Linked DNA regions of Homo sapiens: region 2 is linked to region 1. Evidence: chromatin loops called from intact Hi-C (ENCODE). Cell type or tissue: B cell. All regions are shown on one strand. Links, peaks and the distances in the headings refer to the core of each region. The heading gives the core; the rest is flanking DNA.

Region 1 (15,586 bases), core at 3,130-11,129:
GGCAGGAGCAATGAGAGGTGCAACTGAACAGATTCCAGTTCACATCAGACCCCCAGCCCTGCCAGAGTCCCCCCAGGGCCAGAAAAGAGAACAAACGTGGCCAAGACGGTGGGTGTGGTGTGGTGGAAAGAACACTCTGCTGGAAGTTGGAAGGCCCAGCCTGCGGCCCAGCCCTGCTGCTAACGCCCTGCCTCTCTTTGGATCCATCACTTTCCTTCTCGGGACTCCAGTTTCTCATCTGCTGAATGAATAGTGAGGACTGGCTGATCTCCAAGGCCCCTTTCTAGTCTAAGATTCAGTGACAGAAATGTCAAGTTCTCATTGCGGAGGGGAGACATTTTCTTCTGAACTTTAAAATCAGGTGCTCTGCATTTTAGATCTTTAAGAAGAATGGGGAAGGGGCGATTTCATTTCTACCCACTATAACCGACCCTTGTCCCAGCCCCAGCCCCATTCCTTCTTCTTGCTGGCTGGGTTGGCTGGAGGTCTGAGCGCTGACCCCGCCACAGAGGCAACAAGATCCCATAGTTCCTTAGTGCCCCCTATAGGCCCCAAAGGCAGTCACACTGAAACGGGAGTGTCCGTGAAGCCACCTTCTCCCCAGCAACACAGGGCTTCGTCTGCTGCAGAGCCTCCGACTTTAGAGGCAGGTGACACAAATGGGCCCCTAATTTGTGATGAATTTCTTCTCTTTTGAGCCTGTTGTTGTTTTAAGGCTCAGACTAAAACCAGTTAACCAATAGCCCCAGCAGGCTGGGATTTGAACACCTCACAGAGGGTCACCAAATAGCAAATACTTCTAGTCCTGCACTTGCCCCGCCAGCCCCTGCCAGGCCCCTCGCCCCACTAACCCCTGCCACTGATGCTTGCACATCTCCAGTGACTGGGAGCTCTTTTCTCTCCAAGTCCATCTGGATCAGTTAGGAATTCTGTTTAGCTGGTAGTAAGAGTCCTAATTGGAGTGACTTTGCCAAATTGGGAGTTTATTTGCCCATCTAAAAGACATCTGTAGATAGGCTGCAGCCTACAAAATGATCAATCATTACCAGAGCACAAGCCTCGCATCAGCCCTGTAACCTCATGGGCTACTGCAGAGTCCCCTGCAGAGGACTACGGGGAACGCCAAAGGCCAATGCAGCGCTCTGCCCACCAAGTCGGGCCCCTTGAAGACCCACGTCATGACTTGTGCTTGCGTCTCGTTGGCCATCCTTGCTGCAAGGAGGGCTGGAAATGTAGCCTCATCACCACTCCAGATAAAACTGGAATCCGATACTAAGGAAGAAAGGGGGAATGGACACTGGTCAGCAAGGAACAGGCTCTGCCACACCGCCCGTGTGCCTTGAGAGAAGTACCGAATGGGGTGGCAGCTGTGTAGTTGCCTCTTCCGGATGCTAACCTCCCTCTGTCTGCAGAGCAGGCGTGGACCTCTTGTGTGCTGCCTCACCTGGGTGTGCTCACCTCATCCAAGAGAACTCCTTGCCTCCTCACACAGGACCAGAGCCTTGCCAAGTTGGTTGGGAGAGATAGTATCTGCCAGATCACTCTCGACTGCAGATGATGCCAGGGAGTAAAACCTCCAACTTCCCCAGAGCCAGGCCTCTCTGGTGCTTTCCTGAGAGAGAACCACGCCGGCTCACCTACAATGACCCAAGCCCAACTCCAACACGCTCCCCAACCCCCACCTCCCCACCCACCTCCAGCGCTCTCCGCCAGGTCTAGAACCAGTGGATATCTCTTGCCAGCAGCCTCTGGCAGCTTTCTCCTAGTCTCCCCGCCCCGTGGGGGAGATCCTCATTCCACGTTTTAATACACACTCACTCCACAGACAGTTCATTGCTTTCTCTCCATTTGTTCTGCTGGGAGCCAAAGCCACTCACCAGTTCAAAGGAAAAAAAAAACTTTTCAATGTTTAAATTTGATATTTAAAATTGTAGATGTAAAACACAGACAAAACTGACTTGGTGTTCTTAGTTTGGCCCAGCTAACACCACAGCTAACTTCTTTTCCTTCCTTCCTTCCTTCCTTCCTTCCTTCCTTCCTTCCTTCCTTCCTTTCTTTCTTCTTTCTTTCTTTCTTTCTTTTTCTTTCTTTCTTTCTTTCTTCTTTCTTTCTTTCTCTCTCTCTTTCTCCTTCTCTCTCTCTTTCTTTCCTTCCTTCCTTCCTTCCTTCCTTCCTTCCTTCCTTCCTTTCTTTCTTTCTTTCCTTCTAGATGGAACCTCACTCTGTCACCCAGGCTGGAGTGCAGTGGCGCAATCTCGGCTCACTGCGACCTCCGCCTCCCAGGTTCAAGCGATTCTCCTGCCTCAGCCTCCCAAGTAGCTGGGATTACAGGCATGTGCCACCATGCCCAGCTAATTTTTGTATTTTTAGTAGAGACAGGGTTTCACCATGTTGGCCAGGGTGGTCTCGATTTCTTGACCTCATGATCTGCCCGCCTCAGGCTCCCAAAGTGCTGGGATTACAGGATTTTTTTTTTTTTTTTGAAATGAAGTCTTGTTCTCTTACCAAGGCTGGAATGCAGTGGCACAATCATAGCTACTGCAGCCTCAACTTCCTGAGCTCAAGTGATCCTCCCATCTTAGCCTCCTGAGTAGCTGGGATGACAGGCACATGCCCAGCTAACTTATTTTACTATTTGTAGATATGGCGTCTCCATATGTTTCCCAGGCTGGTCTTGAACTCTTTCAAGAGACCTTCCCATAACAGCTAACTATTAATATTTAATCAGCTGGCCTCTGGTTTTCTGGTCTCAGATGTCCCAGGTCCACCAGGCTTAGAAGGGAGGCCATTTCTTCCATCAGGCTTGGAAGGGAGGCGGTTAGTTCCCAGGCTCTGCAGCATTTGGCGAATGTCCTTGGACTGCTGCATGGTCACTTTCCTATGAAGAAAACTGAGGCACAGAAAGGCTCTCTACGACAGTTGTCCCTTACCCTGGGCCAAGATATTCAGGGTAGAAGAAGGGCCCAGGTGAAGGGAAGAGAAAGCTGGGGGCAACACAGTGGGCTCCATTTGGGGAACCATTTTCTTTTTCTTTTCTTTTTTTTTAGACGGAGTCTCGCTCTGTCTCCGGGCTGGAGTGCAGTGGTGCAATCTCAGCTCACTGCAACCTCCGACTCCTGGGTTCAAGTGATTCTCCTGCCTCAGCCTCCCGAGTAGCTGGGATTACAGGCATGCGCCACCACACCCAGCTAATTTTTGTATTTTTAGTAGAGATGGGGTTTCACCATGTTGGCCAGGATGGTCTCGATCGCCTGACCTCGTGATCCACCCACCTCGTCCTCCCAAAGTGCTGGGATTACAGGCGTGAGCCACCGCGCCCGGCCTGGGGAACCATTTTCTAAATCTCCCAGGCATGCGTCAGGTCTTACTGTGTCTCCATCTGCACTTTTTCACTTCAACGGCCATCTACATTATTCAATAACTGCACCAATTGTTCGTTATACGAAACTGCATTCTCTTTACAGAGCATCATTTCAAGCAGGCTTCAGTTTTTGCCACGCTTGTTTGACGGGGTCTAAATGTGCCTATTCTTCCTTCCTGTCACTTTCATCCATTCAGTTCTCTCATGAGACTGAACATGTTTGAAGAGAGAGACCCTTAACTATACAATCAGACTAGGATTTCCCTTTAAGATGGAGTTTCCAGGAATGAACTCTGCTTAAAAGCAGAGACCACCTCTTTGGGAATGTGAGGGAGAGAAATAATCAGCTTCAATTTGTGAAGAACCATTTATCATGAATGCTCTGAAACCATGTCTGTTTTAGATCTTTTCTCCAGCATAATTCAGTGATTGCACATATATCATCGAAGCTTCCTAGACTCCTGGGCTCAGCAGATGGCCCCCCAGAGGCCAGCTTTTCCATTTCTCATAGTATACTTAGGCAAAGACAGAGTGTCATTTTAGCACTTTCCTAGTTGGTATTTTTAAAAATATATTTTTGTACTGTTTAATGCTAGGTATTTAATACCTGGGAGTACTTAAAACCCTAATGGCAAGTTGAATTATCACTGCTTTGCAGCCATGGAAGCTAAAAGAAAGCTTAGAAAAAAATGATTTGGTGCATGTGTCATCTTCAGTTCAAGGTGGAAGGAGAAACCTGAGTCCTTTGACCGTATCATATTGACAGCGTGACTTCTTCCTAGCGCATCTGAGTATATTGAAGTTATTATTTAGAAAACTCAGCCAAGTCTCTCTGTTCTCAGATGCTCAACTCTAATGCCTCCAAAGCACAAAATCAGAGTAGCTCAAATAGGGCAGCAGCTTAGTTTGGATAAATCATGTCAGTCCCTGGATGATTACTGTCCTTATAAAGTAGGGGTCACACCCCCCAAAGAGCAGTGCAAAATCTCTTGGAAAATGTACATGGGAGATGCAAAAAAGAATGCATCTGCAGTCATCTCTTTATATCTATGTGGAGATTATCTGTTTAACAAGCATTAAATGAGAGGTTCATCTCTTTTTTTTTTTTTTTTTTTTGACAGAGTCTCATTCTACAGTCCAGGAATGCAGTGGTGTGATCACAGCTTGCTGCAACCTCTACCTCCTGGGCCAAAGTTGTCCTCCCATCTCAATCTCCTGAGTAGCTGGGACTGCAAGCACACAGTACTAGGTCTGTTTTTTTGTTTTTTTGTTTCTTTGTAGAGATAAGGTCTCACTGTATTGCCCAGGCTTGTCTTGAACCCCCGGGTTCAAGCTCTCTGTGTGTCTCAGCCTCCCAAAGTGCTGGTATTACAGGTGTGAGCCACCATGCCCAGCCTGCATTGTGTTTTGTCTTGGGTTCACAGTGTAGGGTTCACATTCGGACCACTGGTGCAGAAGAGGGTAAATTTAAACCCCTTCAAGTCACAAACTTGCAGGTATACGTGCTAAGTGAATAAAAGGAGGGAGTTCAAGTGGCTCACAACTATAATCCCAGCACTTCGGGAAGCCGAGGTGAAAGATCGCTTAAGGCCAGGAATTCAAGATAGCCTGGGCAACATCTCAAGATCCAATCTCTACAAAAAATCTAAAAAACTTTTTAAAGGTGAGGGCAGTGGTAAACAGTATAATACACTGATTTTGTATTTAAAAAGGAAAAAGGAATAGGGATACACATATACCTACTTATTTGCATTGTATCCATGATGACTACATCTGAAGGAATGCACCAGAAGCTGGAAACATTGTTCCTAGAAGTGGAAGATGGGTGATGGGAGGAAGGAGTAGGAGGGAGGATTTCTACTTTATATCGTTGGTACCATTTTAAACTTTAAACCATGAGAACGTATTACCTATTCACCAAAGAATCAATACAATTTGATGTAAAACATCATGCAACCTGTTCCATGGCAGGGTCAGTGGCTCCAGGTCCTGGGAGTAGGAGAGCAGTAGGTTGGAAAGGGTTGTTTTAGAACCTGTCTCAGCCAGCCTGGCTGAGAGTTGTGACATCCTTTGACCTCAGACTGTGCTCCTCCTGCTACCCAGAGTGTGGCCAGGAGTCACAAGCTCATGTTATTTCTTCAAGCAAATGATGATGTACATCGGTTGCTGGCTGGCATATCGTGCTTTCCCAGCAAAGCAACAAGAATGCTTATGTCCCTGTCTGGGATCTCACTGAAGAGGGTTGCAGACCAAACAGAGGGAACCCCAGAAGCTGGTCATGATGGGCTGGGAAAGTATGTGCTGTAAGGGAGGTCTGAAGCCGGGAGACCAGAGGGCTCGAGGAGCCAGGAGCCGTGTTTCCAGCCATCTGAAGGGAAACCAGAAGACAGGCTAGATGAGAGCTGGGTGGACCTGTGTCCTGGGCAACCTGCAGACTTCCCAGAGCCCCTTTCCTCATCCGCAACATGGGACAGTAATATCCACAGCAAAGGTCTCTCTGGAGTTTTCTGGTTTACGACTTAATGCATGCAAGATGTCTAGCACTTACTAGGCACCCTGCAGAGGTTTCTGAGTCCCATCCCCACCCCTAATCATTCCTGTCAAACCACTAAATTTGTTCAGAGTGGCCCCAGTGTGTGAAAGCTGCAGGAAAAGAGACTTGGGCTCCTATTAGAAAAGACTTTCCTATAGACAGAACCATTCAAAGGTGGAGCAATTCTGTTCTGATGGGCATTTTTCAGGTAACAGTGCTTTATTGGAAGAAACTCAAGGCTCTTTTTTCTGGGTCTCTAAACTCATGACAAACGAAGTAGGATCAAAGACCCCTGGGCCCCATCTCAGACATGGCCCTTCGTGGCCCCTTCCACCTCACTCGCCTCTCCATTCCTGTCCCTCCTCCAGCCAGCCTGTGCAGCTCCCAGAAAGGCTCAATTAAGAAGGCATTTCCAGACCTCGCTGCGGCTGGCACCACCACATTTTTTGCATTCTCTGCCTCTGCGGCTCCTGGAGGCATGAGGTGTGTATCTGCCTGTGTGTGTGTCTCTTATCTACCTCAGGAGAAAAGGACACGAGTCTTGTGACTCAGCCTAAGAGCAATTTCCTCCTTTGACTTCACATTTCCAATTGGAGGGACCCTGGGTTCCAGCGATAACCGTGAGAGTGTCTTCTTAGAGCGAATGTCCTTAATTGTGCTCTGACTTTCCAGGGCTTCTGAGCAGGTGCTGTTGGGAGTCCTTGAGAACTCCAGAATAAGTGAGGTCTGATCCATGCTCCAAACGCAACTACAGTCAAATAGAGGGGATACACACTTATGTTCGGTGTAACTCTCACACCAAACGAACCATGACAAATGCCACAGGGAGCTAAGTGCCATAAAGAATGATTGTAAATGTTAGATATAATAATGGCAAGTGGTTATGTTAAAGGGAAAGCAGTCCTTCTCAGTCAGAGATGCATGCAGATGTCTAGGTTGTTTTAAAATACTCTAGGGAAAGCCAGGCCCGGTGGCTCATGCCTGTAATCCCAGCACTTTGAAAGTCCAAAGCAGGCGGATCACCTGAGGTCAGGAGTTCGAGACCAGCCTGGCAAACATGGAGAAACCCTGTCTCTACTAAAAATACAAAAATTAACTAGGCAGGGTGGCGGGAGCCTGTAATCCCAGCTACTCAGGAGGCTGAGACAGGAGAATCACTTGAATCTGGGAGGTGGAGGTTGCTGTGAGCCAAGTTCACACCACTGTACTCCAGCCTGGGCGGCAGAGCAAGACTCTATCTCAAAATAAATAAATAAATAAGTAACGCTAGGGAAAAACATCTTAAGTGTTTTGGGGTGAGATGATATGATGTCTGGGGTTTGATTTAAAACATTCCAGAAAAAAGGTTGGAGAATAGATGAACAATTTGGCAAAACATTGATAATTGTCATTATTAAAGCTGGGCGTGGGTATAAGAGAGTTTGTTATATCATATTCTCTATTTTTGTATATGCTTGGAAAATTCCAGAATAAAAAGTTAAAAGGAAATGAATGGTTAATGCTGACAGGAGGTGTGTGGGTCAGGGACAGCTTCACACAGTAGGTGAGGTTGAAACTGGGCTTAGAAGATGAGTCAGAGATTGGAAGTGGGAGGGATAGACATGATTTGGAAGCTCTTGTTGGCTTTATTTTTTGTCTGTAAATCCTTCTGTTCTCCTGGGTTTTCATAGCAGTGAAAGCATTTCCCCCTCCAGGGTGTGACCTGCCCTTGTTTCAGACACCCCTTTGGATGGGGCCTCTCAGTGAGGCCTTCTTTGGCTGGCAGAGCTGGAGCTGTCGTGGCCCTGACCAGGTCTGCAGCCCCCACCCCGCTTCCTTCCTCCTCTCTCCCCCTCCATGCCCCGTCTGGGGAAAATTATCCCAGCTCCAAGTAGTAAATTTAAGGCCTTGGCAGCCCTCCCACAGATGACTCCCAAATTATCCCATTCCAAGGGTGGGAGTGGGGAGGCCAGAAGTTCAGGCCCGAGGCATTCACCCAGTCGTTTGAGAGCTCCGGGCGCCATCTGCTGACGGCACCCGGAGCTCCAGCTTGGAATGAAGGCAGGGGGTGTGCTGGAATTCACCAACTCCAGAACAAGGCCGGTCTCAGATCTCTGAGAATGAAGGGGATGCACTGTTTGACAGACACCAGGCAGAAAAGGCGAAGAAAGAGGACGTGTGTGCGTGTGCCTATGTGTGTGCCCGAGTCTGCGTTTGTGGATTTATGCATTTTATGCATGGCGACTGGCTGCTGGGCTGGGGGTGTTTTGGAGGGTGTGTTGGGATGGTCTGCATGCTTCTGTCATTGTTCCTTAGGGTGAGTATGTGGGCCGTCTCCAGAGTAAAAAGACAGTAAATAAGAGGTAATCAGACCCAGCTGTATCCCTCCGAGGGAAGTCTCCAGATGTCCTCCCATCGTTAATCCTCAGCCCAAACATGGGTGATAGGTGACTCGGTTGATTGCATTTTCAGCTGGGGAAAATGAGGCATGTGGCATAACCAGAGCCCTTAGTGAGAAGACTGGCTTCACCACAAGCATCAAATAACCTGGAGGCAAAGACCCTGGAGGTCATTGAGTTCAACCTTCTTACTTTGCAGAGAAGGAAGCATGAGTTCAATGAAGGGGAAAGCAAAAGAGATCCTATTAGATTATCCTTCAAGTCCTTCTCAGCCATGAGTTCTGATGGGCAATTCCGCAACTCACCAAGCCCAATATTTGTGCCAGGAGGGTCCTGGGCAGCTGCTCTCCTGCCTTGCCCCATCTCTGCTTTACCTCTTCTCTATTTTCTCTCCTGAAAGAATTTCCTGGCCCATAAATCCTGAGAGATTTATTATTTCCTGAGGCATCCCTTAGTTGGAAAATGTAGCTTTACAGTCGCCGACTCAGGACCACACTGGGGTCCCAGCTGTTAGCGTGGGAGCACAATTTCTCCTGCATGGTAGTGGGGAGGACGCCAGCCTTCCACCCATCGCAGAGGGGCCACCAACATCACTAGTTACATTTCCTGGCTTCTAACTAAAGCTGCTGAAACACCAGCTCAGAAGTTTCTCTCAGCAAGTTGTAAGAGCAGCCACAAAGTCTAAGAAGAACCAAAGAGCTTGGTTTCTCTCCTCGCCAGCTGGAAGCAGGGGACCTGGGATCTTCCTGTCATCACGATTATTTCTTCTCTCTAAAATGACTGCTTCTGACTCTAGTCTTTTCCCCTCCAATGTGAAAAAAAAAAAATTCCTAAAGCACAGCTCACCTCAAAATCCTGCAGGCAACACCTCCTTTTTTCATATAGGATAAGTCCAGATACTTTTATGGGTTCTTCAAGCACCTCAAACCATGACCCCACATCCCTCCAACACCTTCTCTTCATATTTTCCTATGTGCACTGAGTTCCGGCCACACTGGCCCCTTACCTGTTTCTAGTTCCACCCCCAAGGCCGTTCTGCATCTGCATTGACCATACTGTCACTCACAGCTCCCTCAACCTCAAATGCTCCTTTCTCTGTCTCTAAATGTTGAGATCCCATTTCCCAAAGACCTATCTCAAATGCCATCCTTTCCTGGAAGCCTTTAGGGACCTCCTCCCTCCAAACTAAACAATCCCTGTTGAGTCTGCTGGTGTTGTATTCGGCTTGTACCTTTTCACATTCTTCTAGGCTGCCTTATTTTACAGCTCCTTCTTCCCATTGACTATTCCCCCACTCAGATTCTGAGACCCTGGAGTGCAGCGGCAGTGTCTACAGCATCTTCCTCTTTCCTTTCATCACCCTCCTTCCTCCCAAAGATCCAGCAGTGAGGACAGTTCCCAGCAATGAGGACATTCTCAGGGGATAGTGGTAGAATTGAATTTCCAAGTAATTTATAAGCGATATTCACGTAATCTAATATTTTGACTTTTCCAATCTCTGCTCTCCTCCCTTAGGGCAAATTAACCCAGAAGAGTACTTCAGAGAACACAGACAAACTGCCGTGCAGTGAAGAGAATGTGGCAGGAAGCCCTGGTATTCTAGAAGAAGCTCTGCCCACTCCAGACAGGATCCGCACGCCTAGTGCCATGTCTATCTCCAAGGAGATCACATTCTAGAGCCAAGGACCGCCACTGAGAAGAAAGTAACGTGAGCCGTCAGAATGCATACCTGGAGCGCTCCAGGAAGGAAATCTCAGCCCCGGCATCCTCCATGGTCACACGGAGAGGGCGGGTGTCCTTGTAGCTTTGGCCCTGAGATGGGAGCTAGAGCTGGACACAGGGTTCTAGTCCTGGCTTTGCTGTAAACAGCTCCCAGACCTGGAGCAAGTGCCTTACCTGTCTGTGTAATGTGGGAGCTGATGTGGATCATCTTTAAGCCCTCTGCAAGATGGACACGCTGGGATCATAATAAGGACACATGCCAGTCAGGCCAGGTTCTTCATTTGAAAACCTTTATACATTTTTTTCTCTTCAGCCTTAATAAAATTAACTCACCTAGCATTGTATATATGTCAAGCAGTTTTGATCATCCAAATTTTTTATTGTTGGCTGACCTCTAGCCAACAATTCATTTATTTTCTGACCTTTTAAGATGTTTCGTAGCTGCCATTTCATGTATCTGAAAAATGAGATGTGAAAAGAATACACATATTTAAGAACAAAATTTTGTTTCTTTTAAATAATTTTAATATTTTTTTCTAAGAATGATACACATTCATTTTAAGTAAATTTCCAAGAATGATACACACTTGTATTTTTTCTAAGAATGATACACCTTCATTTTCTGTATTGGAAATACAGAAAATTATAAAAAAGACAAATATCTCCTAAAACCCTACTACCTAAAGATAGATATTAACAGTTTGGTGTAGATCCCCTCAGATCTCTTTCTAGGCATATTTTTTGGATATATTTTTGCAAAACTATTATCCTGTGTGAAGTCTTGTTTAAAAGCCCTGGATTTTTGCAAAACAAAATATTACGAATGTCTTTCCATGACTATACTATTCTATGGTGTTATTTTTAATGGTTTCATAGGATTGTGTCATATAGATATACTATATTTTATTTAACCAGTCTTTTGTAATCTCATAAATACCTTATTTTCATGTGTACATCTAATTATCTTCTTGGGTTATGTTCCTAAAAATAGATTTGCCCAAAGCGATAGACTTTCTCTTTCACGCAGTCTGCCCCTGGCATTCTCAGCACGTTGAATGATGGAATGTCAAAACCGGAAGGGACCTTAGACATGAGATTTACAGATTGTTTAACAGATGGGAGAGCAGAGGTCCGAAAGGGCAAGTGCCTTTCCGCAGTTCCCAAGGGAGTTGGCGGCAGAGTCAGAGCAGAGTCCCTGCTCCCTGCCCAGCAAACTTCTCCACAATTCTCTGCCTCCGTTAAAACACAGGGTGCTGGACTGCATCAACTTGAAGCATCCTTTGCAGGGTTTTAAACGTACCTGCAGCAAACCTGGGCATTTACTGAGCTGGCTTCTATTCCAGGTAAATATCTAGGCTAAATGCCTGTGCTGAATATGACCTGAATCAGCTAGGACACCAACAGTTCACTATCCCAACCAACAGAAATCCCCTCCTAGGGTTAAGATTTCATTTTTTGATTTGAGGGGTAGGACTGAGATGCTGAAAAGTAGTTGCACAGACTGGGCCTTCTGTAAGATGAGGACTGGTGTGAAGTGGCTTGAAGCCTTTGGGATTTAAATGTTCTCATTAAAAGGAGAGACAGGTCTGATGTTTGAATCCCCCAGGGTGGGTAGGGCAAGCCCCCACCTTGGCTATGGCCTCTCAGACACCAGAGCCAAATAATGCATTCTGTGCTAGGTAAGTTCCCTACAGCTCCAGAGAAACCTTCCATGGGGAATGGGGGGTGGGGCTGGGGAGGCCCTGTTTATGCTAACGAGGCACTAAATTAATGCATTACATGCCTCATTTAGCACGACTGTGCAAAATCTAAAAGTACTAATAAATTTTCCTTCTGGGGTCAAGAATCATAAAAGGATAGATGATCAAGCATTAATTAGCAGGGAAATTAAAGCTTGACGGTTTCTGTTCTATCCCTGTCTTCTCTCAAACGGCACAATTTGTTCTAAATGCCTTTTTGAAAAGTAGTCGTTCTCAGAAAAAAAAAAAATGTGACATCAGCCAGGGGAAGGGCTTCCTGTCCTCTGCGGCTGTCAGGGTGAGAGGATTTGCATAGAGGTGACTTTTCTAGAAGATCCGCACTGGGGTATCAAATGAGAAGAATCTTGCCTTCTTTTATTGACATTTTTTTCTAATAGCTTACACTAGCCATAACTTGTAGAAAAGGACATTCAACCACTGCAGAGTCTCAATGACATCTGAATTTTGCCAGATGCTGCAAAACAGAGACCACTGAAATCTTTGTCTTCATCTATAGTCTTCCGTTTGAATTTGCCAGTGACTACTGAGGACAAATCTCTATAAACACTCATTGCTCCTTCTCCCCGCCTTTTTTTTAAGGATATGTATTTATGTATTACAGAAAATTGGTTGCGAGTTTTAACACAGTTCTTAACTGCAAGTCTAAAACCTGCTGGAGACCAGTCTGCTAGTTCCCATCCCTCAGTGTGCCTGCTGGGTATAAAGTGGGATACTTGGTTAAGAAACAAAGTGGTGAGGATCATAAAACTACCTATTAGGTACTACGCTTAGTACCTGGATGCGAAACAACAGGTACTATGCTTAGTGCCTGGATACAAAACAACAGGTACTATGCTTAGTACCTGGATGCAAAACAATTTGTACAGCAAACCCCTGAGACACACAAGTTACCTACATAACAAACCTGCACATATATCCCTAAACCTGAAATAAATTTTTTTTAAGTGGTGTGCTGAACAACACTATAAATGTAACTTTCTAGAATAATAAGTCTCCCTCCTCTCTTCCCCAGGCCTGGGCTCTGGCGGGAGGGGGAGGGGAAGGTGAGTGTCTCCAGAGACTGAGGAAGGGCTGCCCCTGAGACTTCCCATCAACCCTGGATCCTCCCAGGCATCTGCCAATAAACGTAAACAAAAGCCCAGTGGAAGGCTCAGCTCCTTTGAATCCTCACGTGTTTCGGTCATGGCTTTGGAGGTATAAATACACCCAGATGTTTTAAACTTCTCCCCTGTTGTATCTAATCACCAGAACAACTGGGGCTCTTGCGCCCCTCCTCCCTCTCCTGCGGGGAAATGCAGAGAGCCTAATTAAAAGGGCTTTCCTTTGTTTCCCTAATAGCTCTCAGCCTTGGGGAGCCCAGAGCATTTGGTCAGCAAGAGAGACTCTAACATTTAAGGCCCCACATGTGAGAATGCCTGCACCAGTACGTTCAGATGCAGATTAACCCCCATAGGGAGCTGAGGGGCTAGAATCTGAGATGCATCGAGACCATAGTTATGGGGGAGCATCACCTTGCATGACTCTGCAGTGAGCCAGGGAGTGGCAGTTGGAGGATGGACCCTTCCGAGGTCAAAGGCCAGTTTTCTAACAGCAGTGACAGGAGCGGCTGCTGGCTGCTAATTCATTATAAATAGTCCCATTCTCTCCTTTCCAAGGGGCTTGACACGAGCATCCTCCTCTGGCCTCTTCTCTCCAACCTTCAGCCACCACCCAGTTCTGGCCCTGCGATAGCTTGAATTAGTCTCTGTCCCTTCAATCTCCATTGCTCATTGGAATCAATCACTGTAAGCCCAATGCATTCTCCACATTACGGCACAGCTGCTCTTCCCAAGACACAGACCTTGTCATTCCCTCGCTTGAAATCCTTTCCCAGTTCTTTCTTGACTCTAGAATAAAGCTGCAAACCTGCAACCTTCTAGGCTTAGCTTCACCTTTCCCCCTGTGCTCCTGCTGGATGTCTCGCTTTTCCTGAGCACGATTTGCCTTGTTCTTGCTGTGCCTTCCATTTGCAAAGCACCTCCCACAGTCGGGCCAGGAGAAATCCAACCCTCCCTTCAAAACCAAATCATGGACATCTCTGTGGTTCATCCTTCCTGGACCTCTGTAGGCAGAGTCGGTCCCGATTCCCCATGTCCCATTCTGTTGAAATGATCTCTGTATGTATTTTTCCTCCAGACTGGGAGCCCTATGCAAAGAAGTGGTCTGTCTTTTCCATTCTCATGCCTCCTCTCCCGGACACAGTGTCATTACCCCTGTAAGTATTGTACAGGATAGCAGTGACATCATATTTTCTAATTTAACAGGAATTTTCTGGGCCGCTGAAGGCAACCCTTAACGTCAGACATTAGACCTGTTTCCCAGAGTACTGCTAGTTAAATGTTAACCTGCAGTGTCCACCAGGCCATCCATGAGGGACCCTCCGCTCTAGCTTGGTGCCTAGCAGGGCATGAGATCCCTTAAGCCCAGACGGCTGCTGGGGCATACACCTCCCTCCTCTCAGCATTCCCTTCCAGTCAGAGGATATTTGCAGAACAGGCCAAAACTGAGCATTTTGAGTAGGGCCAAGGAACACCCTAGCTCAGAATGGATGTGGACAGAAAAACATACTGCCTGGACCCCATCTCAAGCCAGTGAATCACCATCTCTGGGATGGGGCCCAGGCCTGAGTGTTTGCAAGCTTCCAATGTACAGACAAAATTGAAAATCACTACTTTAGTCCAAAATAGGGGGACCCTTGCAACCCACTTGTGAACTCTCAAGAACATAAACAAAGCAGCCTCTCCTGAAGAGTTCTGCGAAATGCCACCCTTTCCCCACTATTCGAAGGAGTCAAACAGAGTGGGTTTAGGTGGTTTCATTATCCAAAATGGGCTGACTCCTTGGTCATAAAGTGGCAGACAGAGAAATGCAGAGGGGAAACACTGGGGCTACTCAAAACCACACAGGACCTGGGATCAAAGGACTGGGGTGCAAACTCACCCCAGCCACTTACTGACTTTTTGGCCAAATCTGAGTGTTGTTTTCCTTATCTATGAAATCCATTTAGCAATAGTTCCTACCACAATTTATGTGGTGAAGATTGGATGAGAGCTGTGAGGGCATTCTGTAAATGATAAAGCTGTTAACTGTTGTTATTTTTGGTGCTATTATTAAACATTTCTTAGTGGATGGGAAATAGGGCCCCTGCCTTACTCATTTCTGCATGCTTCATGCTGGACATCTGTGCCTGGCTCATGTCCTACATAGAGTGTGGATTGAGTATATGAATGAATAAATGAAGTAATGAAGTTAGGAGTGAGTGAATGAATGAAAGGATGAATGAACACTGAAGTTCCATGTCCAAAATCCACATGCCACAGTTCCCAAAGGAAAAAAAAAATGCTTATCCCCTGCCTTCCTGCTAAGCCTTCAGCAGACACGACCCACACATGGGGTAACTTGACAGAGAAGCAGACATCTGGGGGCCAGAACCACTGTTACAAAAACCACCCTGGAGCTAATCTCGAGGCTCAGGAAATGTCCATAACTTTGCAATTTCTGCTTTTGTCCTCATAAGCCTCCCTTCTACGATGCTGCTAACACCAGGCAGGGGCTGGCCACGGCCAAATGGACAAGAACAGGGGTCGGAGCAAGGAGCATGGGGAAAGTGGAGCCCCATCCACTCTACCCTCGTGCCCAGAAGTGAGAAAGCAGTCCTACCTCCCACAGCACCGGCCCATGGGCAGAGGCCACCAAATAGAGTTGGGGCAGAGCTGCTGGAGTCTGGGAAAAAGACCCAGATTCAAGTCCAGGGGCCACTGCTTCTCTTCTGTGCGGTCTTGGGTAAGTCACT
Region 2 (15,586 bases), core at 4,973-12,972, 560 kb before region 1:
CCAGCTAATTTTTGTATTTTTAGTAGAGATGAGGTTTCACCATATTGGCCAGGATGGTCTCGATCTCCCGATCTCATGTTCCACCCACCTCGGCCTCCCAAAGTGCTGGGATTACAGGCGTGAGCCACCTCGCTTGGCTGATCCTTGGAATTTTTAATGCAAGTCCCCTTCCACAGATGTTTCACCCTACACACACACTCTCTCTCTCTGTCTCCTACCTCCCCAGGCCTTCTGCCACACCCATTCCACAGACGAGAATGCAGAGACTTGTAGAGATTAAATCACTTGTCTAAGGACTGACTAGTTAGTTGAAGAGTCAGAATTCAAACCTAGATCTGTCCAATGCCAAATTTCTCTTGTTCACCAGGCCACGTTGACCAATGAACAAACGGTGTTGCTGGAGGCGAGTGTGGATGGCTTGAGAACCTTGAGTACAGGGCAGTGCCAGGCTCTTCCCAGAACTGCTTGTGAGTGCCCCCACGCAAGCCATTTTTCCCAGCCACTGTCCCACCCTTGCCAGCCCGGGGGCCGCTGAGGGGGAGCTGGGCACACTGTTCACCGCCTGTCTCCATCCCAGAGGCTCCCGCTGTCCTCTGCCAGAGTGCATTTGTGGCATATCGCCACTGAAACACACTTCCTTGCCACACTCCATTAGACCTTTGCAGTTTGGCTGATGCAATCAGCTCACGTGCAAAAGAAACATTAATTTGTACTCATAAAAAGCGTAGATAAAAATCAATACCATGCAATGAGTGAAAAAGCCATCAGTCTACTTTAAATGGTAGACTCCTGGCATTGAAACGATCTTAGACTGCTCGTCCAGGTCACCCCTTCACCCTGCTCGCCTCCACACACCCACTCCTACGCTCTCACCACACACCCACATACATCCTCACACTCACACTCACTCAGTGCACACTCACACATACCCACTCACCACACACCACACACACACATACCCCAACACACTCACACCTACTGCACACACGCACACCCACCCATTCACCACACACACCACACACCCACACACTGCACACACACACCCACTCACCACACACATACACCCACACACCCACTCACTGCACACTCACACCCACTTACCACACATTTTCTCACACACTCTCATTCTACACACACGAGACATACTCATGCATATACACACCCACTTATACCACACACACCCCTACACCCACTTACACACACCCACTCACACATACACCCACTTACACACACTGCACACCTACACACACGCACTCACCACACACACCCCTACACCCATTCACACATATACCCACTCACACCCCCCACACCCACACGCACGCACTCACCAAACACTCCCCTACACCCACTTACATACCCATTCACACATACACCCACTTACACACGCACTCACCACACACACCGCTACACCCATTCACACATATACCCATTTACACACACACACCCCACACCCACACGCATGCACTCACCAAACACTCCCCTACACCCACTTACACACGCACTCACCACACACACCTTTACACCCACTCACACATACACCCACTTACACACACATCACACATGTGCTCTCACCACACACACTCCTACACTCACATACACACGCCCACTCACATATACACCCTCTTTACATACCACACCCCCACACACGCACTCACCACACACACCCCTACACCCACTCACACATACACCCACACACGCACCCACACACGCACTCACCACACACACACCCTACCCACGCGCGCACACACCCACTCACACATACACCCACTTACACACACAACACACCCCCACACATGCACTCACCACACACCCCCTACAGCCACTCACATTTACACCCACTTACATGCACACCCCCAGATGCACGCACTCAGCACACACACACTCCGTGTGTCTTGCAGCCCTGGTTCCACACCTCCGGAGATGGGAAAATCCCTCCCTTCCAAAGCAGCATCTTTCGTCCTCGGCCAGCCCTGAGTGTGTGAGCGCTCCTCTCCATATTGGGCCCCAATTCATCTCCCTATAGCTTTTCCCCCTTCTAATTCAGGAAGGGTTTAGAAAGTTCATTCATTAAACAAGCAAACAAACACAACAAGACAAAACAACAAATCCACAGCCCTCTTGAAATGCCTCCGGGCGCTGAGAGCCCAGCAGGGGCCTGAGGCTGAAGGCAGGCTCCCAGTCCCTCTGCCTCTGCTCACAGGTATGGGTGTGAGCGTGGACCCCATCCCAGGCCTCACCAACCCAGCCGCCTGCGGGAATCTCTAGAGCTTTCTGAGTGTCCTCGGGGTCCTGAAGGTGCCAACCCTGCAACCTCGGTGGGATTTTGGCCCCGGCAGGGCTCTGTACATGGGAGGAGTTCAGGGTCATTTTGTAATCTTCAGAGGCCTTGCCAAGGCCCTCTCCCGTCCTGTGACCCTGGTGACATTCTGGGACGCTGGGGCCACGTGAGGGGAGGAACCACTGCCTGGAACTTTGATCAGCGCTGGGGCTGGATTGAGCTGACCACAGGCCACACCAGACTCCTCTCTGCTCCTGAGGAAGACAGGGCAGCCCGGCGCCACCCGCTCGGCCCTCACGGTAGGCTCCCGGGGTCGCTGAAGGGCTCCAGGGTCTGCAGGGACGTGGGGGCAGGAACGGGAACTTGCGATCTCCCCCGTTTCAGAGCATTCCGCAGCTCCAGGCAGGCTGCGGTTCTGGGGGGCCCCTGCCCCGGGAGGAGAAGTCCCTGAGGTGCTCAGCTAGGGCGCTGCTGGGAAGAGGCAGGAGGAAGGTGGGGCGGGGGTTTGTGAGATGAAGATCTGCCAGTCCTGGCCTACAAGGCTGGTAGTGAGTAGAGGATAAGCAGGGTGACCAGATGTCCAGGTTGGCCTGGTTCTGCCTAGTTTATACTTGTCATCTTGGCATAATAATAATAAATAGTATTACTAATTACTTATTAATCCTATATTAATACTAAATATTATTAATTATTTATTAATATAATTATTGTTTTTTGAGATGGGGGTCTTGTTATGTTGCTCAGGCTGGTCTTGAACTCCTGGCTTCAAGCGATCCTCCCACTCAGCCTGCTGAGTAGCTGGGATTACAAGCGCATGCCACAGCACCCAGCTCAGGCCCAAGGATGACTAGCTCCTGGTTTCCTTCCCAGAAGCGTGCTGGCTCATATAATAAAGTTTGTGGTGAAATAAACCTGCAGGGGGCCACCTTTTATTGAACATTCAGTATGTGCCAGGCGCTGTGTTAAGGGCTTTCTATTTACTATCTTATTTAGCCTATTTATCATCCAATGGAGTGCTAATTTGAACTCTGAGGGCAGAGGTGATAATTAAGTCTGGAAAACCTGAGGCTTAGAGAGTTGGAGTGATTTGCACAAGCCCACACCGCTAGTAGGTGATGGCGTCAGAATCTGATCCCAGCTGGGGGCACTGGCGGAGCTAAAGTGCTTTCCCCTGCTACTAAGCAGGATGAGAGTAAGGCCTGAGATGCGAAGTCACTGAAAGCCACAAACACATTCCTTCAATTCAGCACACAGGGCCTGACTGCCTTCTCAGTGCCTGGCCCCGAGCCAGGTGCTGGGGTGCAGAGCTGCTTGCAGAGACACCACAGCAAGACTGCAGTACCACGGGCTCAGTCGGGTGGGTGCAACTGACTAGAAAACAGAGCGGAAGAGCCCAAACATTCAACACAGTACAAGAGGGATCCGAGGACCCAAGAAAGGGCCGAGCGCGGTGGCTCACGCCTGTAATCCCAGCACTTTGGGAGGCCGAGGCAGGCGGATCACCTGAGGTCAGGAGTTCGAGACCAGCCTGGCCAACACAGTGAAACCCCATCTCTACTAAAAATACAAAAATTAGCCAGATGTGGTGGCAGGCGCCTGTAATCCCAACTACTCGGGAGGCTGAGGCAGGAGAATCGCTTGAACCCGGGAGGCAGAGGTTGCAGTGAGCAGAGATGGCGTCACTGCACTCCAGCCTGGGAAACAAGAGTGAAACTCTGTCTCAAAAAAAAAAAAAAAAAAAAAAAAAAAAAAAAAAAAAAAAGAAGAGGGTAGTCAGGAAGGCTTCATGGGGGAAGTGTGACTTGCACTGGACTGGGAGGGTGGGTATAAATTGGGAGGGTCGCATAGTGCCCAGTTCACAACGGCCTCTTAGTTCAACCTGTCAGCTGTCTTCTCTTCCAGAAGCTAACACAGAGGATAGACAAGCTCCCTCGGGCCTTTGCAACATCACTGCCAGGAAGGAAAGAGTCAAGTAAGCCCCTACTGTGTGTGTGGAACTGTGCTGTGCATTTTACATGTTTATCTCAATATTTAGAATAAAATAGGTTTCAACCTTACTGCAAAAGTGATATGTTTCTTACTTAAAAATGTGGAACATATATTTTTAAGCAGAAGGAAAAAATTAAAATCATCCACAATTCAATTTTTCAGAGGTAATGACTACAAATTTTTTTCTTTTGAGATGGAGTTTCTCTCTTGTTGCCCAGGCTGGAGTGCAATAGTGCGATCTCGGCTCACTGCAACCTCCGCCTCCCGGGTTCTAGCGATTCTCCTGCCTCAGCCTCCCGAGTAGCTGGGATTACAGGCGCACACCACCACGCCCAGCTAATTTTTGTATTTTTGGTAGAGACGGGGTTTCATCATGTTGGCCAGGCTGGTCTTGAACTCTTGATCTCAGGTGATGCTCCCGCCTCAGCCTCCCAAAGTGCTGGGATTACAGGTGTGAGCCACAGTGCCAGACCCCACCACAAATATTTTGTACATAAGCTTCTATTATGTTTTCTGTGTACAAATACACCTTAAAAATGGAAAAGCAGCATTCTGAGACTTCATATATTTCACTTAAGATATTGCAAACATCTTGTCCATAAATACACATCTATAATAAATTTTCTTTTTGTTTAAAATTTTATCTTTTATTCTATTTTTTTGAGACAAGGTCTCCCCCTTCTCACGCTGGAGTGCAGTAGAGCAATCACCCACTCATTGCAGCCTCGACCTCCCAGTCTCAAGCCGTCCTCCCACCTCAGCCTCTCGAGTAGTTGAGACTACAAGCATGCACCACTATGCTTGGGTAATTTTTATAATTTTTTGAAGAGATGAGATGTTACCATGTTGCCCAGGCTGATTTCAAACTCCTGGCCTCAAGCAATCCTCCTGCCTCTGCCGCCCAAAGTGCTGGGATGACAGGCATGAGCCACTGAACCCAGCCTGTAATATAATTTTAAACATAGCAGAGAGGGTTTCCATTACATCCGAGTAGCATGATTCATGTAACCAATCCCTCATGTTGGACATTTAGGTTGTTTCTATTTTCTTGCTGCGGCCCAATGCCTGTTCTCTCATTTGAGAGTCACAATAGCCCTAACCATGCCGGGACTGAGGTATTATGATGATTATTGTTATCATGGTCGTTCTTGGTTTACAGTCGCAGACTGGGACTCTGAGAGGTGGCTTCACTCCCTGGGACACAACTGGGCAGAGGATGGGGTGGGCTGAACTGGGCAGCGGATGGGGTGGGATGAACTGGGCAGAGGGTGGGGTGGGCTGAACTGGGCAGCGGATGGGGTGGGCTGAACTAGGCAGAGGATGGGGTGGGCTGAACTGGGTGGGGGTGGTGGGCTGAACTGGGCAGCGGGTGGTGTGGGCTGAACTGGGCAGAGGATGGGGTGGGCTGAACTGGGCAGCGGATGGGGTGGGATGAACTGGGCAGTGGGTGGTGTGGGCTGAACTGGGCAGAGGATGGGGTGGGCTGAACTGGGCAGCGGATGGGGTGGGCTGAACTGGGCAGAGGGTGGGGTGGGCTGAACTGGGCAGCGGATGGGGTGGGCTGAACTAGGCAGAGGATGGGGTGGGCTGAACTGGGCGGGGGTGGTGGGCTGAACTGGGCAGCGGGTGGTGTGGGCTGAACTGGGCAGAGGATGGGGTGGGCTGAACTGGGCAGCGGATGGGGTGGGATGAACTGGGCAGTGGGTGGTGTGGGCTGAACTGGGCAGAGGATGGGGTGGGCTGAACTGGGCAGCGGATGGGGTGGGCTGAACTGGGCAGAGGGTGGGGTGGGCTGAACTGGGCAGAGGGTGGGGTGGGCTGGCCAGGGCAGCAGATGGGGTGGGCTGAACTGGGCAGAGGGTGGGGTGGGCTGAACTGGGCAGCGGATGGGGTGGGCTGAACTGGGCAGAGGGTGGGGTGGGCTGGCCAAGGCAGGAGCAGAGGCTAGAACCCAGTGCAAACCTGACCGTCTCAGCCACTGGACTTACGTTGCTGGATTGAGAAGAGAGGGGACCAGGCTTGGGGAGCAGCCAGGGACTCTGGATAAGTCTCAGAAGCCCCTCTTTGTGCTTCCAGCTGAGCTGGAGCCCAAATGGCCAAATCCAGGCCCGTTGGTGAGGCAGACATCCATGGAGCCAGCGTCGGGTGGCAGTCCCTGGGTGTCTGGGGCCAGGGTTCTAGGCCCCATTCTAGGTCCCATCACCCTCTGGAAGAAGTGAGGCTTAGCTCTGTGGTGGATGACAGACTGGCTTGAGGCATGCACAGAAACGTACCCTCCCATAAGCAATGTGAGGAGAGGAAGGAGCTCATTTGCACCCAGCCAAACCTTCCCTATCCCTCAAAAAAAAAAAACCCCATTTAAAAAGCCAGACTTCCTTGGCTTGCCGAAAGTGTGGAACATATTTGTGGGCATTTGATGGTCTTATTCCCAGATGAGGAGCAGAAAACCTCTGGCTGCCACCCCACTGTGGCCCTGGGGGCCAGCCTCCCCAGTTCCCAGGGAGGGGCGCGTCCATCTCCAGAGCTCCCCAGTGACCTGCTTTCTTGAGGCCAGGCTGGGGAAGGGGCCAAGGCCAGAGCTCCCAGTCAGAGCCCTCAGAATCTCTGCTCCCCTAAACCTTCTAGCTCTTTCCCTTGGCTGGAGGAAAGAGCTAGAAGGAGTGCTGTGGAGAGGCGTCTCATTGGCTCACAGTGGGGTGGTTGGATGATCTCATGGGTTTCTCCCTAGCTAACCCATGACTGCTTCAGCACAGAGCTGGGGCTGCACTGCTCGGAAGATCAGGGTCACTAACGTTGCCACGCATTTGCCATGTGCCAGGCCCTGAGCTTAGAGCTTTCCATGCGTTTTCTCATTCCATCCTCATAACATCCTCATCAGGAAGGTAGTAGTGTGCTCATTGTTTGGAAGAGGAGGAAAGCAAAACACAGAGAGGTTAAGCAATGCAGTCAAAGCCACAGAGCTAAGCTGGAGGGGAGTTAGGATTTGAACCCAGGCTGTCTGACTCGTAGCCACTCCCGAGTGAGGTGAGGATGGGGCTCGGGCTGAGAGTGGACCGTCTGGAAATTGTCAGTGTTCTGCGCCCTCACTGTGAGAACCATCCCTGCCTCCCTGCTCCCTGCCCCAGTAGACCCAGGCAAGAGGGGTCTTGCCCTGAACTTTAGAGGGCCCTGTTCTGGCCCTCCTCCCCCAGTGATACCACCCACAAGGGGTGCCAAGGGCACATGTCCGTCTGGAGGCTGTGCCCCCATTTTAAACCATGCTCTGGGTACCCAGGACCCCGGCCTCCGTGGGCTGCCTCCCCGGGTCCATCTTCCCTGCAGAGCCCGGGCTGTCAGGACTGGCCCTGGCCCCTCGCTTCTGTGTTGTGTTCCCTTGGGCCAGTCACTGTAGCTCCGGGAGCCCCAGTCTGCCTGCCCTGGGCACTTCTAGGTTTGCGCTGAGGATCAAGATGTATGTGCGGGAGCTTTGGGAACTGGCAGGTGGGAACTAACCCCTCAGCCAAACCCCCACATCAGGGAGATATCTCTCCCTCTGCCTGCATCTCCCGAGCCTTAGCTGATTTGCCTGTACTAGACTTTCTGTGCCACCAGTGCCATGGCTTTGATTCAAGGCTTGAATCCTAGAGCTCCTTCCTTTGTTGGAAATGTGTAAAGCACATTATTTCCAAAGACAACGGATGAAAAGTTAGAGGCACAGACCCAGGGAAGCCAGGGAGCAGCTCAGCTCGCTCCGCAGAGAGGTATCCTCACCCCAGTGGGCTCGAGCATTCCATGGTGCAACTCCGGCTTTGGCCCTGTTTTCCTGGCGGGAGGGATGAACAAAACCAGGAGATCTGGGCTCCACAAGCCAAGCCCTGCTGTGAAGACCCCGGGACCTTGCCTCACTCTCCCTGGGAGGAGGCCAGCTGGTCTCGGGACCCACAGGCCCCAGCGTTGTCTGGTCCATCACTCCAGGGGAGTACTTTCTGGAAATAGCCTTTGAGAAACAATGACCAATGGGGCTAGCAAGGAAGAGGGACTGGCATAATGATCATATTATGGCATGGTAAAAATAAGAATTTGCCGGGCACAGTGGTGTATGCCTATAGTCCCAGCCACTCTGGAGGCTGAGGCAGGAGGATCACTTACACCCGGGAGATTGAGGCTGCAGTGAGCTATGATCGTGCCACTGCACTCCAGCTTGGATAACACAGTGAAGTTCTGTCTCAAAAAATAATAAAATTAAACAAAACTGCTCCCCTCTTGCTCTCTGGAGGAATCGAGGCAGCTCTGGCAGCCTGGCTGGGGGTCATTTGTTCTGGGTTTGCCCATCCCAGGGGGGTGGCTCTGCCTCCCAAACTGCTCTTCCCAGCCTTGGAGAGCTCCATTCAACAAAACCTGCCTGAGCCCAAAGGAAGTCACTGCTGCTCTGGGCATAGAGAGATGAGTACACAGAAAAGACTGCCATGAAAACCCATCATTTCGGCACCTGTGCTGAGTGTTAGGGTGGAGACATGTACCTCCAGGTCCTTCTTCCTAGGGTCAGGGGTGGCTTCTTTCAGGACCCCTAGGGGTTTTGTGTAGGTGCCTCAGGGGCAGGCCAGGTGCTAGTGGCAGCTGTGTGTGTGTGTGGTGTGTGTTGGGGGACAGTGGCTACCCCATGCCTCTTCAGCCAGGCCCACTGCTTTCTGTTCCTAGTCTCATGCTAACTCTGTAGCTGGGGTCTAGGGACACAGAGCCAGGAGGCACACGTTTGCCTGAGGCTTGTTCCTTCCCCTCACATGTCCTAAGTGGCAGGGACATTTTCCTTTTCCTGGAAGAGGTGATTGCGGGAGTCAGATTCTATTTATTTTATTTTAATTAATTTATTTATTTTTGAGATGGACGTCTCACTCTGTCACCCAGGCTGGAGTGCAGTGGCACGATCTCGGCTTACTGCAACCTCTGCCACCCGGGTTCAAGCGATTCTCCTGCCTCAGCCTCCCGAGTAGCTGGGATTACAGATGTGCACCACCGCACCTGGCTAATTTTTGTAGGTTTTAGTAGAGACAGGTTTCACCATCTTGGCCAGGCTAATCTTGAACTCCTGACCTCAGGATCCACCTGCCTTGGCCTTTCAAAGTGCTGGGATTACAGGCGTGAGCCACTGCGCCTGGCCGCAGGAGTCAGATTCTAATCCCAGGCCAGCGGTTATTACTGGTAGAGATTTTCCTTACCGCCTCCCCAAGCTCACTTAGCTATGCATGCCTTAGAGCAGCCTAAAGGAAGGTGTGCATTTTCTCAGGGAGAAGTTGTCCCTTCTCTAATGATGAGGCAGAACATTCCTGGAAGGACTGAGAGTCACTGAGTGACTGAGCGGGAGAGTCAAGGGGGCTCCCCTAATAAGCACTGAGTCCTAAACCCATGAGTTTAATGGGAGACCTTCAGCCAGAAGCGGAATCTCCAGGTGGAGGAGGCACCAGCAGAGGGCAGCAGAGAGACAGCCAGCGAGGAGCGCTAGGGACCCAGATTCTGCAACTGCAGAACCCGATTCGCGGACCCCTTTTACTGAGAAGAAGTTGATTAAGAAAAATTAGGATTATGTTGTGAAAGAGCTTCTTTCTTTTTTAAATTTTTGGTAAATTCAAGTGTATTCCGTCTAAAGAGCATTTTGTTTTTATTTTTTTATTTTTTGGTGTTCAAATAACCTTTTCTGTAATGAGGTAGCTTGCAACCTTTAACAATGGTTAATGTGGTTGATTAATTACTCACTCTATGCCAGATCCTGATGTAAAACTGTTACCTATATATACTCACTTAATCCCTAACAATTACCCTTATGTGGTAGGGACTATTCTAATCTCCATTGTACAGATAAGGAAACTGAAGCACAGATGGATTAAGCAATAAGCCCAAGGTCACGTAGCTAGAAAGCAATGGACCTCAGATTTGAACTCATGGAATTAGGACCACTGCAAGGCATGTGAATAAGTGCTCTGCATGGGAACAGTGGCGGCCTGGAGGGCACACACCCTCTAACAGGGCAGGGGCCACGATGCCCCAGCTGGTCTTGCTATGTGGCAATGCGGGCCCACTGTCCCCAGATCACTCTGAAACCTAGACCTTTATTGTGACGTTTTCCAATTTTTACATGTTGGCTACTGATTCATATATGAACAATGTCACTGAGAAATAAATAAAACATATTTGTAAGGTGCATCACCAATTTGTGACCTGTGAGTACATGCTAGAAAATCTGTTTTTTAATTTTTTAAAAAACAGTAAAGAAAATCTAAAGAATTTTAGAGAATTTTAAAGAAATCTACTGTTCTGTAGAATCCCCAGGTCTGGGGTCCTTCTGTCCACATGACGTTGGAAATCTCCTCGGGTCTCGCCGTGGAGGAGTGGGCAGAGATGGGCAGAGGTGGGCAGGAGGAGGGCATTTCAGCAGCAGTTTTGAGGAGCCATCTCATCTCTGTGGCTGCACTTCCCCTCCACCAACTGTGCAAAGAGCAGGTGCCAGGATCTCTGCATCATTTGGCTCTGACGTGTGCTGAGATTTGGAAACTCAGGAAGAGTTACGGTCTAGGAGCTTCCAACTCAGGAATCATCTGTCCATATCCTATATGTTATCTTTAAAAATTCCACAATGCCCATGGTCTCCTTTTGTGTCTCTCTTCCATGCCTTTTTGTCTCCTTTCCACTTCTTTCCCCAGTCTGAGAAGAATACAGAAAGCCCCAAAGCCCTGGGTCTTGGTCCTGCCGCATGTTGGAGCTCGCTGTCCAGTGCTCTGGTCACTATGCCCTGGTCACTGTGCCCTGGTCACTGTGCCATGCTGTGTGATGATCAAGTTTCTCTTCCTGTTCTCTCTCCCTCCTCGAATCTAGAAGATGCTCCCTGGAGCCTGGCTGCTCTGGACCTCCCTCCTGCTCCTGGCCAGGCCTGCCCAGCCCTGTCCCATGGGTTGTGACTGCTTCGTCCAGGAGGTGTTCTGCTCAGATGAGGAGCTTGCCACCGTCCCACTGGACATCCCGCCATATACGAAAAACATCATCTTTGTGGAGACCTCGTTCACCACATTGGAAACCAGAGCTTTTGGCAGTAACCCCAACTTGACCAAGGTGGTCTTCCTCAACACTCAGCTCTGCCAGTTTAGGCCGGATGCCTTCGGGGGGCTGCCCAGGCTGGAGGACCTGGAGGTCACAGGCAGTAGCTTCTTGAACCTCAGCACCAACATCTTCTCCAACCTGACCTCGCTGGGCAAGCTCACCCTCAACTTCAACATGCTGGAGGCTCTGCCCGAGGGTCTTTTCCAGCACCTGGCTGCCCTGGAGTCCCTCCACCTGCAGGGGAACCAGCTCCAGGCCCTGCCCAGGAGGCTCTTCCAGCCTCTGACCCATCTGAAGACACTCAACCTGGCCCAGAACCTCCTGGCCCAGCTCCCGGAGGAGCTGTTCCACCCACTCACCAGCCTGCAGACCCTGAAGCTGAGCAACAACGCGCTCTCTGGTCTCCCCCAGGGTGTGTTTGGCAAACTGGGCAGCCTGCAGGAGCTCTTCCTGGACAGCAACAACATCTCGGAGCTGCCCCCTCAGGTGTTCTCCCAGCTCTTCTGCCTAGAGAGGCTGTGGCTGCAACGCAACGCCATCACGCACCTGCCGCTCTCCATCTTTGCCTCCCTGGGTAATCTGACCTTTCTGAGCTTGCAGTGGAACATGCTTCGGGTCCTGCCTGCCGGCCTCTTTGCCCACACCCCGTGCCTGGTTGGCCTGTCTCTGACCCATAACCAGCTGGAGACTGTCGCTGAGGGCACCTTTGCCCACCTGTCCAACCTGCGTTCCCTCATGCTCTCATACAATGCCATTACCCACCTCCCAGCTGGCATCTTCAGAGACCTGGAGGAGTTGGTCAAACTCTACCTGGGCAGCAACAACCTTACGGCGCTGCACCCAGCCCTCTTCCAGAACCTGTCCAAGCTGGAGCTGCTCAGCCTCTCCAAGAACCAGCTGACCACACTTCCGGAGGGCATCTTCGACACCAACTACAACCTGTTCAACCTGGCCCTGCACGGTAACCCCTGGCAGTGCGACTGCCACCTGGCCTACCTCTTCAACTGGCTGCAGCAGTACACCGATCGGCTCCTGAACATCCAGACCTACTGCGCTGGCCCTGCCTACCTCAAAGGCCAGGTGGTGCCCGCCTTGAATGAGAAGCAGCTGGTGTGTCCCGTCACCCGGGACCACTTGGGCTTCCAGGTCACGTGGCCGGACGAAAGCAAGGCAGGGGGCAGCTGGGATCTGGCTGTGCAGGAAAGGGCAGCCCGGAGCCAGTGCACCTACAGCAACCCCGAGGGCACCGTGGTGCTCGCCTGTGACCAGGCCCAGTGTCGCTGGCTGAACGTCCAGCTCTCTCCTCAGCAGGGCTCCCTGGGACTGCAGTACAATGCTAGTCAGGAGTGGGACCTGAGGTCGAGCTGCGGTTCTCTGCGGCTCACCGTGTCTATCGAGGCTCGGGCAGCAGGGCCCTAGTAGCAGCGCATACAGGAGCTGGGGAAGGGGGCCTCTGGGGCCTGACCAGGCGACAGGTAGGGGCGGAGGGGAGCTGAGTCTCCGAAGCCTTGGCTTTTCACATGCAAGGGACAGGGTTACATCCCCAAGGTGAGGGGGTGGAGTCTGGTCTGCTCCACTAACCAGGGTCTCCTCCTCCTCTTCCTTCATCGCTTCTCCTGGAGTGTGCGGCCTAACAAGGCCATCCTTATGCCTTGCAAAGCACCCTCAAAAGCTGCACCACAGCCTGGAGAATAAAATATCCTCAGCCCTGATGCCTCCCCATTATGTAACACCCAACCGCTCTCACCTACACCCTGAGGTCTATTCACTGCATCCCAGTGATACAAAGTGGAGGCCACTGCCTTCTGACATCTGGCTCAAAAGCCCAGTGTCTGTTTCCATTTATTTCCCTGGAATTTCATTTAAAATTGGTATAGAGAAAAAAAGGATGTGACAGAAGCAGAGATGACCAGAAAGCACAGGGGCAGGGTTCTGACTGGCGTGTGGGAGACCCTGTGGCCGGCACCCACCTCCACACGAGGACTAAGCTCTGATTTTTTTATCTTGCCCAAATTCCTACCTAAGGGGTCTAGGGAGTCGCGCCTTACAAATCATAAATTCTCATCAGATGGGTTTTATTTGACCCTGTATATCATGACTTATTTTTAATCTGACTATGGCATAACATTACAAGACGAGGCAAAAATATTTAACCCCCAAATATATTTCCTTGCCCTACCTTGAACTTGCCCTGCAGAGTCTCTTGTGAGGAGAATCCACATCCTATAAAGAAGCCCCTTTCCCCTTTGTTTTCCTTCCTTTCTTTCCAGTCCAGGAGATCATCAACTAAGAGCCAGGCACCCCTTTTAAGTCGATAAGAAACAGTTTACAACCTGCTCTCTCTCTCTCTGAAGTCTGCTGAGAGCTTCCCCTGCACAATAAAACTTGGCCTCCACGATCCTTTATCTTAACCTGAACATTCCTTTCCATTGATCCCAGGTCTTCAGCTAAGCTCAACCAATTGTCAACCAGAAAATGTTTAAATTTACCTACAGCCTGGAAGCACCCACCCCCGCTGCTTCGAGTTGTCCTGCCTTTCTGAACTCAACCAATGTATTTCTTAAATGTATTTGATTGATGCCTCATTCCTCCCTAAAATGTATAAAACCAAGCTGTACCTCGACCACCTTGGGCACATGTTCCCAGGCCCTCCTGAGGTCTGTGTCACGGGCCATGGCCACTCATATTTGGCTCAGAATAAATCTCTTCAAATATTTTACAGAGTTCGACTCTTTTCATCAGCACTCACAGCAATATATGCTTTCGGGAAAATTATAGTTATGCTTTGATGTGCTTACATATGCTGAATGTCAAGGATCATTTCCTTTCAATCAATAAAATGATAAATGTTGTCATATGCTGTCAGCCCATCCACATGTAGTCACAGCTGAGTTCAGTCTTCACAGACAAGGCCCCTGCATAAGAAAAACTTAAAACAAAGGCAATGCATTCCTCTGCTTGCCTTCTGAGGGCGCCCTGCCCTGCAAGGGAGTAGCTTTCAATCAAATTCTTTTCACTGCACTCAGCGACTCGCCTTGAACTCCTTCCCGCGTGAGATCCGAGAACCCTCTTTCGGGGTCTGGACTGAGACCCTTTTCTGGTCACACCACCAACACCCGGCTAATTGAATCAGGATCTCAGAAAACGGGGCCCAGGCACCGGCGTTTTGATTTTTGTTACTACCGGTTTTTAAAAGCCTCCCCAAGCGACTGAAGGGTTCAGCCAGCATTGAGAGGCAATCTCCTTCTTACACAGAGGAGGAAACTGGGGCCCACAGAGGAGCTGTGATTTGCCAAAGGCTGAAGAATGTGAAGAAAAGAGGTGTGGGTGCCGGGTGCGGTGGCTCACGCCTGTAATCCTAGCACTTTGGGAGGCTGAGGCGGGCAGATCACGAGGTCAGGAGTTTGAGACCAGCCTAGCCAACACGGTGAAACCCCGTTTCTACTAAAAATACAAAAAAAAATTAGCTGGGTGTGGTGGCACGTGCCTGTAATCCCAGCTACTCAGGAGGCTGAGGCAGGAGAACTGCTTGTCCCGGGACCTGGGAGGTAGAGGTTGTGGTGAGCTGATATCACACCATTACACTCCAGCCTGGGCAACAAGAGCGAAACTCTGTCTCAAAAAAAAAAAAAAAGAAAGAAAGAAAGAAAGAAAAGAGGTGTGGGAGCCGCGTGTGCTGAGTTCTAGTCCAGAACCCATGGAAAACGTTACTGCTGGGCCAGACCAGACACATCACCAGGAGACGGGGCACGAGGTGCCCCGGGGAGCAGGGCACACTGGGAGCTGCTTCTTCACTGATCTCTCCTTGGCCTGAGCTGGCTGTTGGCCATGCTCTTTCCCCAACATCATTTGGCAGAGAGAAATTCTGATGTTGTAATTTAATGCAGGGTTATGTTTTGAGGGGGAAATTTAATTGAGAGAAATGTCTGCTGGATTTTCCTATCCCTTTATCCCTGCCAGCGGACAGGACGTGTCTGTGGCTCAGACAGGCATTCAGGCGATGGGGATTTCCGAAGCTCCTGCTATGTGCTAGACATGGGGTCGTTTTCCCAGAGAGTGGCAACACATCCAGGCTGGAGCCAGCAGCCCAAGGCCAAGATCCCCAATCTCGGAAGGGTCTGGGCAAGGTTATTCTTAAACCAAATGAATTTGGGTGTCTGTTGCTTTGGTGAATCTGTGAATCAGCTTCCATCACCTTAGAATGTAATTGATTTGAGCCTCAGGAAGCCTGTTTCTTTTTTCTTTTTTCTT

Evidence for each region. Hi-C counts contacts between places; a loop is a spot of excess contacts. Peaks named below come from ENCODE experiments on the same cell type or tissue, not always from the same donor. Only the 100,000 strongest peaks of a DNase experiment are listed, where the experiment ranks them.
Region 2: a loop joins it to region 1, with 30 times the contacts of the local background. A loop is called at or near these places in 8 of 110 quality-filtered maps.

Annotation. Positions count from the first base shown.
Region 1 is chr3:193,773,267-193,788,852 of GRCh38, reverse strand. It overlaps LOC105374283 (a long non-coding RNA gene), which reads right to left and starts at 1,601. Exons shown (of 4, transcript XR_924839.2): 1 at 1,459-1,601. RefSeq lists silencers at 7,339-7,633, 7,886-7,945 and an enhancer at 15,309-15,586. In B cell, for the core only: CTCF peaks have their summits at 7,594 and 7,794; a DNase peak (open chromatin) is centred at 7,902; H3K27me3 peaks cover 6,037 bases.
Region 2 is chr3:194,338,233-194,353,818 of GRCh38, reverse strand. CPN2 (carboxypeptidase N subunit 2) reads left to right here and starts at 2,491. Exons shown (of 2, transcript NM_001080513.4): 1 at 2,491-2,577; 2 at 11,114-14,051. The coding sequence starts at 11,117. The coding sequence ends at 12,754. RefSeq lists enhancers at 2,166-3,015, 14,714-15,380. In B cell, for the core only: CTCF peaks have their summits at 9,496 and 9,705 (motif pointing right); a DNase peak (open chromatin) is centred at 9,718; H3K27me3 peaks cover 1,712 bases.